Regions from separate parts of the Homo sapiens genome. Here region 2 is linked to region 1. Evidence: chromatin loops called from intact Hi-C (ENCODE). Cell type or tissue: heart right ventricle. All regions are shown on one strand. Links, peaks and the distances in the headings refer to the core of each region. The heading gives the core; the rest is flanking DNA.

Region 1 (2,919 bases), core at 313-2,812:
GGGTATGTCTTCTGAATTTAAAGCAATGCTAATAGATTTTAATGTACAGAGCCAGAATTCTCAAGGATAGTCATGACGCTATTGTAAGTCATTTGTAAAATTTGATTCTCTAATCGATTATTAAGAATATGAGATCTCTAAAATCTTTTTTATGTATCTCCAGTCAAAACTTTGTAGAGGAGACAAACAGTGATTTTTACCAAAACAGTAAGAAAAAGTGATTGCACAGTTTACGTAAGTTGAGATCTTTGAACCTAAGAATTTGTAACTGGCTAAGAAGAAAGCTAGACTCAAAGCCACCAAATCCCATTTAAAAACCCCCAGCCAGCTCCTTACTTGGAGATGCTGGCCCAAGTGGAAGACTGCGCTCTGCCTCCTCAGAAGCAGCAAACTCCCAGAGAGGGAGTTCTACAAGAGAACATACCTCAGACCTCCAGCAAAAAGTTTGGGAGATCAGGGATCTGTGTAGGGGGAGGCTCCCAGACCTCAGCAAATCATCCAATCAGTCAGAGCAATACAAAGCTTCCAGTTGGCTGTACCAGGGCCCTTCTAGGAGAGTTGCTGCAGGCCAAAGGGCGAAACTCTGCACAGAACTCATTGTGCTTTCCAAAATATAAACTGAAAAGTGACTGAGGCAGGTCTCAGTAAATTTAGAGCTAGATCTTGCCAACGTTGAGAAAGTGCATGGGAAAAAGCAACACAAATTACAGCAGGATCTGTGATCTGTGCTTTTTCCAAAGCAAGTTTTGATGACTTCAGCATTTAAAGGGGAAAAAGTGAGCAGTAGGGGAAGGGGGAAAAAAGCAAAGAGGGCTAGGCACTGAGGCAAGCGTTTGCATTCTCGTGAGGCTTTGATTAGCACTCACTGAAACCACATTTGATATGTGCAAATAGAGGAGTGGGGGATAAAGTTGAGTATGAATTCATCTCGTGTTTGCTGGATCTACATTTTGCATAAGATAAAGTAACCATGTATAATTACAGCTGTCTACTTGAGAAAAAAAGGAAGTCAGTTTTAGTGTGACACAGTTCCCAAGCCTAACTTTCCCACTGGGCATAGTGATTTAGTGTCCTGAGATTTTATTTTCCTTTCAAAGCTGCTATTAGTCTACACATTTTGTGTATGAGTGCATTAAGTTGTTACAGCATCTCAAGAGGTAGACACTACTGTGACCTTCTGAAAGTTCTAACTCTGAATCTGAGCTAAAGCCCTATAGGAAAAGACTTAGAACAACTTTGAGTTTGACCCAGTGTTCCTACTCACATCAACTATGTTAGAATAGCATTTCTCTCTTAGAATAAACACTTTGTAGGTGCTTTTTAAGAATTCCTCACCTACCCTATTGTAATGAAATTATTTTCCTATATTAAATTCTAAATACTCCATTGAATTCTTTTTTCTATGGAGGTCTATAATCCACCTGAAGTTGATTTTGTGCATGAGTTTAAAAGTAAATTTTATTTCTCCCGATGGACATTAGGTATACTGAAATATTTATTGAAAATTCATCTTTTTCCAGCCTGGCACGGTGGCTCATGCCTGTAATCCCGGCACTTTGGGAGGCTGAGGTGGTGGATCATGAGGTCAGGAGATCGAGACCATCCTGGCTAACACGGTGAAACCTCATCTCTACTAAAAATACAAAAAATTAGCCAGGGGTGGTGGCGGGCACCTGTAGTCCCAGCTACTTGGGAGGCTGAGGCAGGAGAATGGCGTGAACCTGGGAGGCGGAGCTTGCAGTCAGCCAAGATGGCCCCACTGCACTCCAGTCTGGGTGACAGAGTAAGACTCCGTCTCAAAAAAAAAAAAAAGAAAAAATAAGAAAATTCACCTTTTTCCATTACTTTTTCTTTTGGATTATTTGTTTATATAGGCATCTATCAGATTTTCAACTCTTTTTTTATTTTTATTGATTCTTTATTTTATTATTATTAATTTTTTGAGACACAGTCTCGCTCTGTCACCCAGGCTGGAGTGCAATGTTGCGATCTCGGCTCACTGCAACCTCTGCCTCAAGGGTTCAAGCAATTCTCCTCCCTCAGCCTCCTGAGTGGCTGGGACTACAGGCACACGTCCCCACACCTGGCTATTTTATTTTATTTTATTTTTAGTAGAGATGGGGTTTCACCATGTTGGTCAGGCTGGTCTCAAACTCCTGACCATACGCCTTGGCCTCCCAAAGTGCTGAGATTACAGGTGTGAGCCACCGTGCCCAGCCTATTGATTCTTCTGTCTGTGGTCAAATATTACATGTTCTTATATTTTGGAGAGTTCATTTCACACTAGACATTTCCCTGCAGAGACTGTTCTCTTCATCACTGTGCTACTGAAGACAGGGAAGGATAAAACCTTGCATGTCTTGCACTTACATTAATATTCCCAGCTGTACCTCGAAAAAAAAAGCAGGTTATAGAACACCTGTGGAGACAAAATGACCCATCTTGGATGCTAGTCCACCATGTTACTTCTGATTTGCCCCTGTTCAATGAATGCCTTCTGATCTCTCATTTATTTACTGTCCTTAGTGTAAAATCATGTCAACCTGGGTGTTACCACAAAAATTACAGGCTATGAGACAGGTAGTCCTCCTGGATTTTCTGCCTTCTTCTTTAATTTTTCAGATCCTTTGGCATTTGAGAGTTGCTTTGTGTATACGGCCCTTTAATGGAGCAAATGGCCAGCCAGGAAACCAAAGTATGGACAAGGGGAAAGAAGCATCTGTGGAGGAAGTTTTACAAGCGACCCTCCTCATCCATGTGGGTGGCGTTCCCATATGCTACATGTCTGTGGGCCACTATGTGTGTTTAAAGCTTTTTAGTAAAACGTTACTAAAAACTATGACTCACTGTGGTGAAAAAGGTGGGAAAACAGTGACAACAGTAAGTTTGCTGCTGTTATTATCTATGTGAGTGGTCACA
Region 2 (2,919 bases), core at 192-2,691, 210 kb after region 1:
CATTCTGGAGGGTTGCTTTTAATTGCCTTGCTAAAGCATGTATACCTTTTCCCTGTGGAGTATTAACCCTGGGTCTGGAGAGTAACAGTGTGAACAACTGCCTACCTGCAACCATCCAAGGGTATGGTTCTGTGTGTAAGTTCCATCTATAAATTAACCAGTACTGACTAAATGGATTTTCTGCCTTCTTCTTTAATTTTTCAGATCCTTTGGCATTTGAGAGTTGCTTTGTGTATACGGTCCTTTAACGGAGCAAATGGCCAGCCAGGAAACCAAAGTATGGACAAGGGGAAAGAAGCGTCTGTGGAGGAAGTTTTACAAGCGCCCTCCTCATCCATTTGGGTGGTGTTGCCCATATGCTACATGTCTGTGGACCACTATGTGTGTTTAAAGCTTTTTAGTAAAACGTTACTAAAAACTATGACTCACTGTGGTGAAAAAGGTGGCAAAACAGTGACAACAGTGAGTTTGCTGCTGTTATTATCTATGTGAGTGGTCACGAAAGCACAGGTAGCAGCTGAGGCAAGGGGAGGGAAGCTAGGAAAAGAATCGCAGTGAGAAAGGGATGAGAACTTCCATGTCTGTGTTAATGTCTGGTTTTATGATAAACTTGAAACTCAAGAGGCACAGTTGGAAATTGTACCTTGCCACTTTGTGTGGCTGAGAGAGAGAAAGCTGTGCCAGCTGAATGTGTGGACTGTCTTTGCCAGTGCAGGCTGGGATGCAAATACCTGTAATTCTTGGGAAACAACCAGTGAGCCAGATGATGACATAGAGTTTAACTCAGAGGAGGAAGATCATTATCCTTCCCATTTGAGAGTGAAACTGTTCATGCAGTGGAAAGCAAAATTCCAACACACAGAGGCCTGGGTAGGATTACTGGATATAATAAAAACTTTAAAACAGCTGCCAAGAGAAAGCCTTATGTACATGAATGGTGCAGCTATGGGACACCAGTAGGGATGATATCTCCCTAAAAGGGAATGAACCTGAAAAATTGAGACAGAAGTACCCCGGAAGTGAAATAACCCCCTTATGGGATAAGTTATAGGGAAAGCCATTTCAGATTTCCTAGAAACTCAAAAGGAAAGAGATTAGGTATGACTGGTTGCTAAAGGAAAATGGAAAAAGGGAGAAACAAAGTCTGCTGGACTGAAAAAAGGAGTTTAAAAAAGACACAATTAAGGTTACTAGGAAACAAATGTGGTATGATCTGATTTCAGCTGGGATTGACAAAGAGAATATAGATGGGCAACCCAGTGGCATATTAGTGGGGTATGGAAAGACCTGACTCCTGATCAATAGTTTAGACACCTTCTTATTACCTCCCCCACCCCCCATGAGAAGAGGGAGAAAGACAGGAAGAAACCTTTGGTAAAAATTCAGGGGTGCACTTCTTTCCAGCCTGGAGATCATAGGTAGGGTCAAGGCTGCTTCTGTGTAAGAGCAATAGGGGGTGACCAGAGGCCGTATTTGGAGCTCACTATTGATTGGAGTCTAAAACAGCACTAAGAGAACCTTAGCTTTAGTGGGCACAGGTGCAGAATGTGTCTTAATTGATGGAAATCCAGAGAGACACCCTGGTAAGTGGGAAGCTATAGATGGTTGTGAGGGGTTAAAAATCTGAGAGAAACAAACTCCTCTCCTCCTTAGTTTTGTCTGGAGTTCCCTCTTTGCTTACTCTCCTGTCTTTATCTCACCTATTGCAGAAAACATCTTGAATATGGATGTCTTCTTAGGATGCACTTTACAAACATCTGTGGGGGAATCTCACCTATGACAAAGGCTGTATTAAGATTGGAGGCAAAATTAGAAGGTGTACACCTCCCTCCCCCACAATGTATTGTTAATGTGAGACAATACCATCTTCCTGGTAGAATATAAGAAGTCACAGCCGCCATGGAGAAATTGGCCAAAGTTAATATTATCTGGCCAGCCCAGAGTCCTTTCAGCCATCCTGTGTGACCAATAATAAAATCTGATGGCACTTGGATATGACAGTAGATAAGTGGACACTACTGATCTTTCTAAGATACATGCTCCTTTATGTAATGTAACTCAAGTGATTGAGCAATTAATACAAAACATAGGCACTTATCATGCTGTGTTAGATTTAGCTAATGCCTTCTTTAGCATCCCTTTTACCCTGACTTGCAGTCATTATATTGATGATACTCTAACTTCTGAAGACTTGTCATTGCTACAGCAACACGGAGATGCATTGACACCCTTCTTCAATCCAGAGGATGGGCCATCAACTCACAAAAGTACAAGGCCTGGAACCAGCTGCAAAGTTCCTATGGATCACTTGGCCAGGTAAGACACCTTACTTCAGGCTTGGTCATTGAGAAAATATAAGTTTTCCATACCTAAAACAGTTAAACAGTTACAAAGTTTCCTAGGTCTTTTGGGATACCAGTGGGCTTTCATTCCATGTTTACCTCCATGTTTGCATCCCCTATACTGACTATTAAAGAAGCAATCTCAGCTGGGCACAGTAGCTCACACCTGTAATCCCAGCACTTTGGGAGACCGTGGCAGGCAGATCACTTGAGGCCAGGAGTTCAAGACCAGCATGGGCAACGTGGTGAAACCTCATCTCTACTAAAAATACAAGAAATTAGCCAGGCATGGTGATGCATACCTGTAATCCCAGTTACTTGTGTGGCTGAGGCATGAGAGTTGCTTGAACCTGGGAGGTGGAGTATTTAGTAAGCTGAGATCGTGCCACTGCACTCCAACTTGGGCGAAAGAGCTAGAAACCCTGTCTCAAAAAAACAAAAACAGATCTAGGATAAAGAACTAAAGAACAAGTGGTAGCATTTGAGAAGGCTAAAATATTGATTGCTCAGGCACAAGCTCTAGTTCCCCGCTTCTGGGATACCAGTGTCTTTTGATATGACTGTAAACCCTGAAGGG

The links. Peaks named below come from ENCODE experiments on the same cell type or tissue, not always from the same donor. Only the 100,000 strongest peaks of a DNase experiment are listed, where the experiment ranks them.
Region 2: a loop joins it to region 1, with 6 times the contacts of the local background. A loop is called at or near these places in 4 of 110 quality-filtered maps.

The regions. Positions count from the first base shown.
Region 1 is chr15:24,323,550-24,326,468 of GRCh38, forward strand. LOC105370733 (a long non-coding RNA gene) reads left to right here and starts at 2,197. Exons shown (of 4, transcript XR_007064537.1): 1 at 2,197-2,880. In heart right ventricle, for the core only: no CTCF peak of the experiment used is centred there; no DNase peak of the experiment used is centred there.
Region 2 is chr15:24,533,491-24,536,409 of GRCh38, forward strand. It overlaps a transcript of LOC105370733 not described here. Among named protein-coding and RNA genes, the nearest start is that of PWRN1, 23 kb to the right of the region's middle. In heart right ventricle, for the core only: no CTCF peak of the experiment used is centred there; no DNase peak of the experiment used is centred there.